Regions from separate parts of the Mus musculus genome. Here region 2 is linked to region 1. Evidence: chromatin contacts called from ENCODE POLR2A ChIA-PET data. All regions are on one chromosome and are shown on one strand. The core of a region is the stretch at or near the end of the contact, and the rest is flanking DNA. Distances in the headings are between cores, read along the strand shown.

Region 1 (7,019 bases), core at 2,976-5,475:
CCCGGAGGCTACACCTCTGTAGGATACTTGTTAGAATTAGGGAAGATTCCAAAACAAGGTATTCCCAGGCTCAAAAGAAAGAAGGCAGCACTGTGAGCATATGGAAAGGAGAGTGGAAACCGAGGAAGGGCAAGCTGGGGTGGGGGAGACTGCAGGGGATAGAAGTGTGAGAAGCTCAGAGGTGAGGCCAGAGGAGGAAAGACTGGCATAGTTGGAGGGAAAGCTCCCATTTTCCAGGCAGGAAGCCAAACCTGTACTACCACAGCTTCTCTTTCTAGCCAGATGAGGACTGATCCTATAGGCAATATCAAAAATCCTAATGACACACAGGGAAAAGTGGGCTGGGCAGAGCCTTCTGGTCTCCCTCATCTCCAAATCTCTTTAGGGTTGGAGATATACTTTCAGGGGTTGGGGGGTACAGAAAAAAATCAGACAGTTGCCTCTGAAGTGCTTAAGAGGTATCACACATGCAGGAAGCTTTTCTGACACATTAAGAATCTTTTTTTTTTTTTTTTTTTTTTTTTGGTTTTTCAAGACAGGGTTTCTCTGTGTAGCCCTGGCTGTCCTGGAACTCACTCTGTAGACCAGACTGGCCTTGAACTCAGAAATCCACCAGCCTCTGCCTCCCAAGTGCATTAAAGGCATGCGCCACCACTGCCTGGCCACATTAAGAATCTTTATGGTTCTGGGGAAACGGCTCAGTGGATCAGAGCCTTGCTCTACAAGTTCAAATCCTCAGCATATATGTAAAGCAGGCTTTTGGAACAGACAAGGTAGATTCTGAGAATTTGTTAGCCTAGCAGAAGAGCAGAGCTTCCGTCTGAAGCATGGCAACAAGAGGCTGAGTGAGAGAGACTGGATGTGTTGTTTTGGCCTCCACATGCACACAGGCACATCACCTACTCACTCCCTCCACATACACATGAATCCCCATAAAAACTGTTACTTATCTATGGGTCTAGAAAGATGGCTCAGCAGTTAAGAGCAGCTGTTGTTCTTCCAGAGGACTCTAGATTCCAAGAACTCTTGATGTCCTCCCACTTCTGTGAGGACATACATACGTGCAGGTGGTGCACTACACATACTCAGGCACATACACTACGTAAAATAAAAGGAGAGGGGTGTTTTTTAGTTGAGACAAGGTTTTTCTGTGAAGCCCTGGCTGTCCTGGAGTTCCCTCTATAGATCAGGCTGGTCTTGAACTCACAGGCATCTGCTTGCCTCTGCTTCCCGAGTGCTGGGATTAAAAATGTACACCACCGCATGGTGTGTACATGGGCATGGTGGTGCACGCCTTTAATCCCAGCACTCATGAGGCAAAGGCAGGTAAATTTCTGAGTTCAAGGCTAGCCTGGTCTACAGAGTGAGTTTTAGAACAGCCAGGGCTACACAGAGAAACACTGTCTCGAAAAAAAACCAAAAGAAAAAAAGAAAAAAAAAAGAAAAGAAAAAGAAAAGTTAAGTATATGTTCAGAACAGAGTGTAATCTTGGTTTTAAAGTATGCATAGAAAAAGGACTAGAAGAATTTAATAATCTTGTGAATCAGGCAGCTGGACTGTTCACCACTAGGTATTTTTCAGTATTTACAAAGTATTAGCATTAGAAAAGTATTACTTTCTAACTGAATTGATAATTTCCTAAAGTGACAAATGCAGCCATGGGGGCCCAAGGAGGTCCCTGCCTCATCTGTCACTTCTTTGGGTCTCAGCTTCCTCATCTATAAGACAGAGTCCTTAACTACAAGATGCCCCTCTGGATTAGAAAAGTTAAAATCGGGGGCTGGAGAGATGGCTCAGTGGTTAAGAGCACTGACTGCTCTTCCAGAGGTTCTGAGCTCAATTCCCAGCAACCACATGGTGGCTCACAACCATCTGTAATGGGATCTGATGCCCACTTCTGGTGTGTCTAAAGACAGGTATAGTATACTCATAAAAAAAATAAATTTAAAAAAGAAAAGTTCAAATCAACCCTATAGGGGTTACCTAAGTTTAGAAAACTGACTGGGTTTCTCCCCTGGAAAAGCTACAGCAGACGACTTCTTCTTCTTCTTTCTTCTTCTTCTTCTTCTTCTTCTTCTTCTTCTTCTTCTTCTTCTTCTTCTTCTTCTTCTTCTTCTTCTTCTCCTTCTCCTTCTCCTTCTCCTTCTCCTTCTCCTTCTCCTTCTCCTTCTCCTTCTCCTTCTCCTTCTTCTTCTTCAGATTTATTTATTGGAAGAGCAGTCAGTGCTCTTAACCACTGAGCCATCTCTCCAGCCCTACAGCAGACTTCTACAGCAGGATCCTAAAAGGAGGGAAGGAGGGAGGGAGAAGGGGGAATTCCTCTTTGGCAAAGGAAGAAGACTTCGCGAGACTTATAGGAAGATTTGCAGGAGGGGAAAGTGTGGTAGAGGTATCTGAGGACGCACAAGATTGAAAACACCTGGAGATGCTGGAAGCTGGAAGAACCTTAAAACTCTGGGAAAGTGTAGCACCTAACCTCGGATTATCAGTGCCTGACTCTTGCAGAAAGCAGGGCCTGACCCAAGCATTAGCACTAGTGTGTGTAGTGGCAATTCTGTGTTACCAATAAATAAGTATAGTCAAGTACACAGGCCCGGGTCACAGTAGGGGTTCAACAATTACTTCCCAAATGGGTGAACATATCATTGGCAAAACCTCCATTTACTTATCCGTGAGATGACAAGTTATCAGGGAGTCACAGCACAGCTCTCACGCATGATGGAGCTAACTCTATTTGGCAGGTCCGCACAGGGAAGTCCCCAGGGACTAAGCCAATGCCCAAGGTCAAGGTTCCTAACTGGTAAGGGGGCTGCAAACCAAGACTTTTTTTCACCTGGACCGCCTCTGAGCGCGGCCTCACGCCCCGAATCCCGCTACCAAGACTTAAGTTCCGTGCTTTGAGTCGGGGCAGTAGATCCCACCGGGAGACACCTGAGCCGAGCCCAATCCGCTCTCCTCTCAGCTATGGCTGCTCAAGGATTATCGGGGACTGCGGCTGGGATGTCTCAGTGCACATAAAGGAACCCATGGGCAGGGGCGCACGAAAGAACCCCAGTGCTCTGGCGGCTCCGCAGGGCAGTCAGGGCCGCTACTCTTCCAGTGCGACTTCAGGTAGGTGCCGGTTTTTTACAGGCTGCTGGCAGGAGACGTCCTGGTCAGCATTTATTCGGCCTGGGGGAAAATCCGGCCCTGAGGCCGCCCCCCCCCCCCCCCCCCGCCACCACTGGGTGGGAGTCTAGGCGACCCCGCCCTAGGCGTCAGCCGGCTCTTCCCTCCCCCACCCTGGGGTTCGGAATTGGAGCGGAAAAAGAACGAGCCGTGAGAAGTCTTAAAAGCGGGGTGGAGGTAACGAACGGAACCTTCTAGGTTAGTCGAGGTACCCCCCCTTCCTGAAGTTAAAAAGGATTGGGCTTCCTTCACCTCCTCTTTTGAGGTGACGGAGGTTGTGAGAGTGAGGAAAGAATTTGTATTCTAATCCCCACCAACTGGGCTGGAATCCTCTGGCCAGATAGGGGAAGTGATTTCCTCAAGGTCACTCAGCCAAAAAAAAAAAAAAAAAAAAAACTCTCGGTGACTTGCTCAAGATCAGGTGTTTGCCGCCCTACCCCTTCCTCGCCTTCACCCCCAAAACCCGGTCCCCGGCTGCTTCGCGCGAAGAGAACCGCTGGCCCGGACCCGACAGGAATTCGGGGCGAACGATGTGCTCGCGACAGCCTACACCTCCACATCTGGGCATGAAACCGGGAGCCCCGCTGCCGCCGCCGCCGCCCTCGCCCTGGCTGGGGATGCAACGTGCGGGTCACCTCAAGCTCCACCCAAGCCCGCGCGGCTCCTTTAAGAAAAGTTCTCTGAGAGAGTTCATCAAAGTTTAAAAAACTTGTCTGGGAGAAGGGAACGGTGGGGTGCAAGGGAGCCGAGTCGGGGAGAGAAAGGGAGAAGGGGGTGGGGGTCGACCAAGGAAGCGGAGTCGGGAAAACGCCGGAGCCAAGGAAGGCAGAAAGGCCGGAGCGTCGCGGCCCGGGCCGGGGCTGGGGACCGGGCCGGGGCCGGGGCGAGCCCGCACTGGGCTGCGGGGATTGGCTGCGCGTTCCCCCGGAGACCGCGCGCGGGGCGGGGGCGGGGCGGGGGAGGGGCGGGCCGGGCCCCAGCTGAGGCCGGTTCCGGCGCCCGCCCCCTCCTCCGGCGCCCGCCCCCCGCCGCCGCGAGCGCACTCGCGGGCCGCCCTGAAAAGCCGGAGGCGGTGGCCGCACGGGCTCCGCTCCCTCGGGTTCCCGGTGCCTTGCCCCTCCGGCCGCCTCCCGCACCCGCCAAACTTAATGTGATCCCCCCCCCCTTTCCTTTCTCCGTAGCCTGACGCGGCAGCAGCCGCTTTCCTCACCAGCTCGCACTCTCCTCGGGGGCGCACGGCTCGCCGTGCCCCTGCCCACCACGGGACAGAGCGTCCCGCTTCCCTCTCCGCGTCCCCCCTCACCATGAGCAACCTGAAGCCGGACGTCGAGCACTGCACGGGCGCGGGCACCGGCAGCCCGCTGGAGGAGGAGGTGGGTGTGCGGCCGCGGGAGCCGGCGCGCGTGAGGTGCACGCGGGGCCGCGGGCGGCGCGAGGTCCTGCGGGCCACCGCTCCTGGCGCCTTCCCTCCGCTGCCCTTCGCCCTGGGGAGGAGCAGCCCATGTCCAGCGGGCGGAGGCGTGCGGCCTGAACTAGCCCGGCGGGGCCGGCATTGTCTCCCCGCCCTCCGGGGCTCGAGGAGGGCGCGCGTCCCCGTGGTGGGCTCGGGGCGCCGCGGAGGTCCTACTCCCGCTGCCCTCCTTCCCCAAGCCCGGTGGGGCTTACGCTTCGCCTGAGGCGCGCCTCCTGGGTGGCCTGGACCTCCGCCCCGACTGTAAGGAGCTGAGAGGGATTATCCCGGTGGGTGCGGGAAGCTGGCTCACCCTCCAGCCTTTCCACCTCGCCCCCTCCCCGTGACCTTGGAGGCCTGGCCGGCTGCCCTGCGCTTAGGTTAGAGCTGTGGTCTCAGTGGGCAGGCGGGCTTTTCGCCCTGTCTCAGAACTTGGGCTTCTTCAGAGAGTTGAGCCGGCAATTTAATTAAAGTCGGAAAAGAGAGAAGTTAGAAGCCTTGAGTATCCCCTGTTCTCGCCCTTTGACCTAGTAGCCAAGCCAGTACCCCACACTGGCCAGGGTGGGATCTTCCAAGGAGAGGTGACATAATCTTGTCCAGCTGCCCTATGCAGAAAAAGAGGTTATGAGACCGCGTCAAGGAATCATCACTGCTCGTGGTTTTATCGCCTGGTGAGGACGACGTACTTGTGGGGGATAAAAAACCTTTAAGGTAACTTCGAGTGGAAACTAGGCAGGCCGGCTCAACTACTATGGGTTCTAGGCTCCTAGGGAGCTCTTTAACGTATGCTGTGTCACTCCAGGGCTGAGAGACCCTTCCTGCCCCGCCCTGGCATACTTTTGCCCAGGAAACCAAGGGCCAGTTATCCAGCCCTAGGGCCCTTCCCCTTGGTCTGGGGTAGAAACCGCAGAGGCCCTGATGTTTCTTACTGGTTGTGCTAATGAGTTGGTGCAGAATGACCCACTGTTGGGCTGGGCCAGCAAGAGGCCTGCTACCAGCTTCAGTGCACCAGTGGCATGACATCTTGAGACATCTTGATAATCTAGGTTTGGATCCTGGAACAAGGAGGCAGGGAATTATATGCAATGATTCACTCAAACGATGGAAAATGGAAGGGGGGAGACCGCTCCTGAGGTCTCTACTAGTAGCTCTGGAGTGAGTGGTAGCTGGTCTTGGTTACTGTTGGCTTTGTCCTCTTTGAACCTTTGGGGCCCTTCACCCCATCCTGATCTAAATGGTTTTTAGAGTCTCCTCTGAGAGTTGGAAGTGAGGAGTGTGTTGTTTGCTGTTGTGTCTGTGATCTCTGCTTGTTTCCCCACCCCCTTGTGCTGAAATTTCGGGGAGGGCAAGTGCTTCCTGAAGCTGTTCCAGGACCCCCAAATTATGCATCTTTTAAAAGGTTGGCCCTCAGCAGGGACTTCACACTTAATGAAAGGCTGACCAGATCCTCAGACCTGTTCTGTTCTGTCTGGGGAAGGGAACTAGCCATATGGTCACAGGGAAGAGTTGGAAAAAGTGTGTGGGGCCTGGCTACTTTTAAAAATTGTCTTTCTGGGAGAGAGGGCAGGGTATTCAAAAAGTAGAGCCACTGCTCTTTCCCCTAAGGACTGGTGATAGGCCTTGGTGATTCAGAGAGTTCTGAGTGGTACCCGTAGAGGGACATGGGCTTAAATTTAGTATTTAGCAAGAGTTCTAAGCAGTAGGTCCTTATTTGGGTAGCATGTACACTAAAATAAAAATACAAGATAGATTAGCATGGGCTCTGTTAAAGGTGACACAAAAACTTATGAGGCATTTCGTACTGAAAGATAAAATAGAACTGGTAAAATAACTAACCGGGTATTTGCTACTAAGCTTGACTGTCTGATCTGTGGAATCCACATGGGGGGGGGGGGAAGGGAGAGGGAGAGGACTAATTCTTGGAAGTTGTCCTCTAGCCCCCACAGTGCACCCTGGCACTCATTTACCACGACGACCACATAAAAACAAATTAAAATGTAGTTGAAAGTGGAAAACTGAGGGCATGGGGATCTCCCCATGTCTGCTCTTGTCTGGTGGGAATAGGAGTCGTCGCTTCCCTTAACAGTGTTTTGATCAATAGCCCAAGAACTCTCAGCTCCGTTTCTTTCTGGTTGCTTAGCTGGAGCTTCTCTCCTTTAGTTTAGGTGGTCTCAGGCAGTCAGTTTTACAATCCCTAAGCACCGTCATCCAGAAAATACTGTTAACATTGTTGATTTACTGCTGTGACTGAAACTGGCCCTTCCCAATCATCTATTGATTAGCTATAACAGGCCTAGAGAAGTAAAGGCTACAGTATACCTTTAACACCTCAATTCCTAAGAATACCAGGTTGCAGGAGAGATGTATTTTCTAAGTTCTAGGAGGAATGAATCCCTGCATC
Region 2 (7,019 bases), core at 1,458-3,957, 200 kb after region 1:
AGTTAGAAACAGCCTGGGGCACATAATGCTTTTGGTAAGGCTTAAAAACAGTTCTACTATAAAAAAAATTAAGTGTCAAAATAACCTGTTCTCTCCTATTAAAGTCCCACCATCTAAATGCCAGGCCATCATGTAAAGAAACTCAACGATATAAAGGATAATGGAGGGAGAGACCACAGTTAGCATTTCTTGTCTTGTCTTGAAAGACCTTTAACAAAAACCAAAGGGCCCCGTTCGATGATAAACTATAGAAAATGGTTAGATAGCTATTTTATACACTGCATACTGAATACAATCCCCTTTACAGTGAATCTTTTAAAAGATGTCCTTAGGGGGCTGGAGAGATGACTCATTGGTTAAGAGCACTGGCTGCTCTTCCAGAGGTCCTGAGTTCAATTCCCAGCAACCACGTGGCGGCTCACAACCATCTGTAATGGCTATACATAAAATAAGTAGTTCTTTAAAAAAAAAAAAAAAAAGACGTCTTTAAAGTCTTCCATGAAAACATCTTTTCTAGTCCTATCTATAGGTAATTGTTACATTTGTAATTACACTTGTAATACAATTACATTAGCTATAATTGATTATATATGTAATTGATGTGAGAGACTTAATGGTACCAAAATACTGCTTGGAGACTTTCATAACACAGTCAAGGACCTGATTCTTCCTATCCTTCTCTAATACCAGATCCAAAAGATTTTTAGCAGTTCCTCTCTGTGGCAAATTTCTCTCCATAATACCTGAATCATCTTCTCTCATTAAATACTGAATTATAAAAGGCAAGTTTTGTTTTCAAAACTTGTCTTGGGCAAATTGAGCAGCTTTTTGTTGTTGTTATTATTATGTAATTATTCACCAGGAAGTCACCATTTAAAAAGGGAACAGGGTGCAGGGCATAGGTGCATGCCTGTAATTGCTAGCACTGCCCAGGAATGATTTTGAGTTAGAGACCAGCCTGGGCAACTAATGAGTCCCTATTGGGGGAGGGGGCACTTGGTCCTGGACTCCCCTATCTTACTCATATACAGGCCTTTAGTGGTGTTCCTAAGAGAACAAACAAAAATAACTGCAGGAGACTCCCATTTCTATACAGAGACATTTAAATACAATGTTTTATGCAAGTACAGAACCTTCTTCACAGTCACCTTCCTCAAAGGTCTGCCACAAAGCATGAGGGTGGCGTGTCCCAGACGCTATTCCTTCACAACTTAGTTACAGGCTAACCAGAGGCAGGCACAACATGGCTGGCATCCTCTATTCTTCTGAAAAATGTGTGCCAGTGAGCCCTGCATTGTTCCTCACTCAAAAAGAAGAGCCTTTCTGTCTGGCCTCTTCCAATGGCAAGCCCCAGTCTGGAAAAGGAAGAAAATGGCACTGAGGAGCCTGGGAGATGGAGCATATCCAAAGCTCTCAGACAAGACTTGAACCTATGACCTTCACTGTGTACACAATAGGCGAGTGAGAGGGACCGGTTTATCTCTGCTGCAACAGTTCTCAGCCCTGGGGTAGCACTCCCGATAAAATGACACGACTATTGTGTGGCAGCAGAACAGTCATCTCTCACAACAGCCTAAACCAGCACTCCCTCCCCCAAGACAAAGCAGCAGGGGTGAAATTAACTCAAGGCTGCAGAGCAAAGCCTAATACAGAAAAGAGAGGCCTGTGGGGGCTTAGGGACTCTCCTCAACCCCTGGGGCTCTGGACACATGGCTGGAAACAGACAGGCTTTCTCCCCCATCTTTCCCACTCTCATTTAGGTAGGAAGCGGTTTCTGAGAGAATTTAATCATCTGTGATTTGTTCAGAAATATTCCCCCTGAAGGGCTCTGCTCTCTCCACCCTGTGTGAGCCTAATTCCTAGAAGCCGAAATGACTGTTTGCCGCTGCCTGTTTCACAAACACACATTAATTGGTCAGATGTGTCTCCTCCTCCTCAGCCCCAGAGGGAGGAAGGAGAATCTGAACCAAGCAGAGAGATGATCCAACCGTAATTACACATAAAGGGAAAAGAGGGCAGCATGGGGTTTCCAAACAGGACAGGGTCTCAAACCCTCCCGGGGATACAGGGACAGCAGTTTAAAGTCCAGGCCTAGGGATCCCTCCATCTTGAAGAAAAGGACAGGAGTAAAATGTGACCTAAGACTGGAAAGGCGCACACACCCACAACCTACTGCCTGCACGCTCCCAGCCACCTTGCTCTCCTTTCCCGGGTCGCGCACACGTCCTGCTTTCAACCCTCCGCTCCCGACGCTCCCCTGAGTCCCTAACGAGCCCCAGTCGCCCCGGGGCTCCCTCGGCAGAGCCTCCGAAAACTCTCTGGCCTGCCCCTACCACCTGGCCAAATCAGAGACTATCCCGGGCACCGCCACCCTCAGCCCGAACCGCCCGGGCCATGCTTTGAACTTCACCTCAGGCCCCCTCCCCCACCCACGCAACGACCCCGCTTTCCCCGCACACACCTTCCCCTCGCTCCGCCCCGGCCCCCCCAACCCCCACTTCCTCCGCCGGGCGCCGCTGCTCCGGCGCCCTCCGCGCCCCTCGGCGCCGGGCCTCCCCCAGAGTCGCCTCCCCCTCCCAGCCCCGGCTCCACACAAAGCTTAGACTCACCGCGCGGCCGGTCCCGGGAGCCGCCACCTCCGCCCGCCCGGGGCCCCGGGCCGCAGAGCCACCACTGCTACGCGTCCCGGGCCGCCATCTGGGCCGCGGCCCCTCCCCCTCCCCGCCCCGGCTCTCCGCCCCTCCCCGCGCCGCTCCGCCCCGCCTGGCCGGGGCCGCTGTGTCCGGGGCTGCGGGTCCCTCAGCTGCCGCCGCCGCCGCCGCCGCCGCCGCCACCGCCGCCGCCGCCGCCGCGATCCGGGACAACCAGGGCAGCCTGGAAGACCTGGACACTGGATTCTCGTGCTCTCGGATCCGGATTCCGTGCGCTATGGAGTCTGGAGCGGGCGAGTGCACGAGGAAACCCGGAACCTGGATGCAGGAGCTAAGTCCTGGGTCTCTAAATGCGCGGTAGCTGCGAGCCCTGAGAAAAGAATGCTGGAAAACCTGGCGGGCGGGTCGAAACTAAGATAAGCTCAGAAGACCGGGCTGGACAGTTTGAACCCAATGCTCTCTCCTCGTGCAGATTCCTGGCTGGATAAGACTTCTCACCGAAAAGTCTCTGGAGAAGCGTTAGCTCTTAAATACAGATGTTTTCTATCGTGGAAAGAGGAAAGATCATGGGATCTGAACATGAACCTTTCTACAAAGAACAGAAGACAAGTGCACAGCTCTTAACTGTCTCATCCATTTTGCCGCTTAGTTCGGCAAACTATTTTAAGTAAAGAATTTAGGGTGGGGGTTGGGGGGGACAGGACACGTGTCGTGGCGCACGTTTGCAGGTCAGCCGACAATTTGCAGGAGTCGTTCCCTCCACCATTTGGTTTTAGGGATCAAACTTAGATCCTTAGGCTTAGCAGCGCGCATCTTTACCCACTGAGCCATCTCACTGGCCCTCAAACTCCTTTTTTATTCAATGTCTTCAGTTTTTCTTTGATTATCGTTTGTTTTCCTCTAGAGTACCTGTGTCCCTTTCCACCTCAACATCCAGTATCACTAAATCTTACTGCTTTTTAACCTTGAGCCCGTTTCTGCACTCCATCTCACCATTCTGTCACTATAGATTGTGACTTTTAAATCTGTTACCTATCTTAAGGTTGCCCAGCACACCATCTACACAGCAGACATTCTGTTCTTGTGAAATTGAGCCCTCCCACCAGTTGCTTACGAAACTGCTTCATGACCTAAGACTTCCACCTCCTACCATAGCAAACCAATGTTTATCCAATTCTCAAGAACCCCCATCATGCCCTTCCTGTGTCTGAGACCATTTTATTCAGCTATGCAGTTACCTTTATTCTCTTATCCTAAGGGCACTCTTCACTGGTGCCATTCACAGTAGCATGTGACTTAGAGATCGAGTGAGTCATAACTTTGCTATCTTCACAGAAAGAAAAGGAGGGTGGGAGAGCTGACAGCTTAAAGATGAACGCTAAGCCCAAGCCCATCTAGTCTAGGAAAAAGTAATTCCCTCTTGGTCCATAGATAGTTTTATTGGATAGTAAAGGGACAGAACTGATGACTCAGAGTGGCGGCCAACTTACCAATCTATACTCTATATTACAAAATGAGGGCTTAAACAGAAAGGAAAAACAGGGTTTAGTGTTCCATATCTCTGTGATTTAATGAAGGGTTAAACATTGTAGCACTAGACTAAAACAGTTAGGGGACAAGGAAACAGTTCTACTTAGCTTTTAATCACAGTTAGCTGACTCTGACTAAAGACAAGGATCTAATGTATAAGACAGTAAGAGAATCTCAAGTTTTGACTTCTTGTATCTCGAGAGCAAGAATTGGCAAACTAGTAGCCCAAAGAACAAATCAGATTCACTACCACGTTTTGGTAAATCCTGTAAGTTAAAAACTAATTTTTACATTTTAACAATATTTAAATAAAAGAAGATATTTTACAACACAAAAGTTATAAGAATCTGGTGTGGTGGTACAGACTCCAGCACTTGGGAGCTTGACGCTAGAGATCTAAAACTTAAGGCTAGGCCTGGGCTTGAACTGGGTTACACAGACTGTCTCAAAAAAGTGTCTACAAACAGTTTCCCTGGCTGTAGCCAAGCTTTCTTGCTCACATTATCTATGGGTGTATTTGCAGTACCACAGCACAGCTGAATGGTTTATAAAACCAAAGCCATTTGCTGTCTGACCCTTATGGAATTGGAATGACTTTGCTAACCCCTGCCCCCTGCTGTTCAGAAGTCTCTAGCCACATATGAGCTACTAGGGCACTCAAGGTAGGATGACTGAAGAACTGAGTCTTTACTTAAATTTTAATTCTTTTTTTTTTTTTTTTTTTTTTTTTTTTTTTTTGGTTTTTCGAGACAGGGTTTTTCTGTATAGCCCTGGCTGTCCTGGAACTCACTTTGTAGACCAGGCTGGCCTTGAACTCAGAAATCCGCCTGCCTCTGCCTCTCGAGTGCTGGGATTAAAGGCGTGCGCCACCACGCCCGGCTTTTTAAATATTAATTCATATTTAAACAGCATGTGGCCAGTGGTTACCATATTAGGCAGCACTACCCTAGAGATCCACCTGCTTCTGCCTCCCAAATGCTAGGACTAAAGGCATACAACCACCATGCCTGACTAGACTCTTCTGAAGTCTTACGCAGTGATGTGCTTTTCTCTTCATGCCCAGGTCTTCTTTTCTGACACATCTGTGGATTTAGGCACCTCCCCCACCACCCCACCCCACCCCTGCACCCTCCTTTTTCCCTGACTCCAATCTCTGGTATTTTTTTACTGGGATTTCTTTCTGGGTTTTCCCATTTTCACAACTGAAATTCAACATCTGATCAATTTACATTTCATCTCCTGAATGAAGCCACATTGTATTCACACATGCAAATGGACGTTTATCCAAGTTCATTGTGACGTAGGATGGTACTGTTCTTTTTCCTCTACAGGCGAAAAGTAGAAAAGCTCTCTGCAGGCTGCATGGATCCCTTGTTGCTGTTGGAGCCTTCCATGTGGATCACCTCCTCCCAAACACATTCACAGACACTGAGAATAGCAGATGTGTGCTTGCTATTTGAATCGCAAGGAAGAAAATATCCTTTCTCTCTGGATTGCCTTCCCTCCTCCCAGCCTAACAAACTGAAGTTAGCTGATTTCTCTAGTTTAGTAGCTGAGCTGGTCAAGTGAACAGCCCCATGCCATCTAATCTTGGCTAGGCCCCACACAACATTAAACAAATCTTCTAAATTAAATGGCCACCACATGAATGGGTTATAGGAGAGACAGTAATTAAAATGGAAAAAAATTAAATGTCATAATCATATAAGTCCATAGCTATACTTATTTGTAAAACTAATCTCTGTAGTGTCTCACATTTACATGCTAGGGGGAAAATAGGTTTACACTAAAATTTCAGTTTAAAAAGAAAAGATAGGACACTTAGTTCTTTATTATCTTAGTTCTGTATTAGCTAAAGAAGCAACAAAAACCCAAATTCTTTTTATGTTCTCCTTTGTGATAGGGACTTACTATATAAGAGATAGTAAGAGATCAGCCTCCCCAGTGCTGGGATTAAGGTGTATACTATCACATCTGGCCAAATTCTTAATCTATTCTAAACACTTCACTAAAGATAAGGTCTCATCAACGCTGACAAAGCCCATAGTTTCCATCATTCCCTACTGTGAGCTCATACAAAGGAAACTGAGTCTTGTCTGGGAAAAACAAAAAGAAAAAGCCAATTCCTTTACTGTATGAATTAATGGCATCTTAATTCAGTCATTCAAAAGGGAACACAGAAGCTACAACAAAAAGGCATCTCGGAAATTCAGAACTTTCTTAGGCGAAACTGCCCCAGAGTAACAGGGTCAGAGTGAAGTGTCATAATACACTAACAAGCTATTCTTGGACAAGCTTGAACTCAGGCTACTAAGAATTTCCATCTGACTTTAAAGTATACTATTCATCAGTGAGCAACTGAGGGCCATCTACCCGCAAACTTCTCCCACACTTCCTCCCTTGTGTCTCAGCAAACAGAAGAGAGACCTTATACTACCACTGCCATGTAAACCAAAGACAGACTTTCCCAGCCTAACCATGAAAAGGAGAAGTTTCCGAGTAGCTCTGCCATTTATTTATGTGGTTCTGGCTGTGTGTTTGAGAAGCTGAGGTGGGTTCTTAGAAACTTGCAAAGCTCGGGCAGATGAGCTCATCTGTTGACATTCCTGACTTTTTTCTTTTAAGGTGTGCATTCAAATTACCCACATAGAAAAAACAATCCATACTCTTCTGTGTAAAGGCTGTCTTCAAATAAAAGAACAGAGAACTTCCAACCCCTTCTTTTCTCTTCCCATCCTACCTTTCAATTTTATTGTGATATTAAGAAAGCCAGACAATTTCAGCATGGAATTCAAGGTGCTACTACTTGGTAAACTATTAACTACATAGTAAACACAG

The links. ChIA-PET counts read pairs that join two places held with the same protein, here RNA polymerase II (POLR2A).
Region 2: POLR2A ChIA-PET joins it to region 1 with 11 read pairs in Patski. The contact joins the promoter of Zfp609 here to the promoter of Rbpms2 in region 1. POLR2A ChIA-PET finds 5 or more read pairs at or near these places in 2 of 5 experiments (Patski and embryonic stem cell).

The regions. Positions count from the first base shown.
Region 1 is chr9:65,626,357-65,633,375 of GRCm38, forward strand. Rbpms2 (RNA binding protein with multiple splicing 2) reads left to right here and starts at 4,226. Exons shown (of 8, transcript NM_028030.3): 1 at 4,226-4,541. The coding sequence starts at 4,473.
Region 2 is chr9:65,824,857-65,831,875 of GRCm38, forward strand. Zfp609 (zinc finger protein 609) reads right to left here and starts at 2,708. Exons shown (of 10, transcript NM_172536.3): 1 at 2,610-2,708. It overlaps Trip4 (thyroid hormone receptor interactor 4), which reads right to left. Exons shown (of 14, transcript NM_001357872.1): 14 at 4,071-7,019.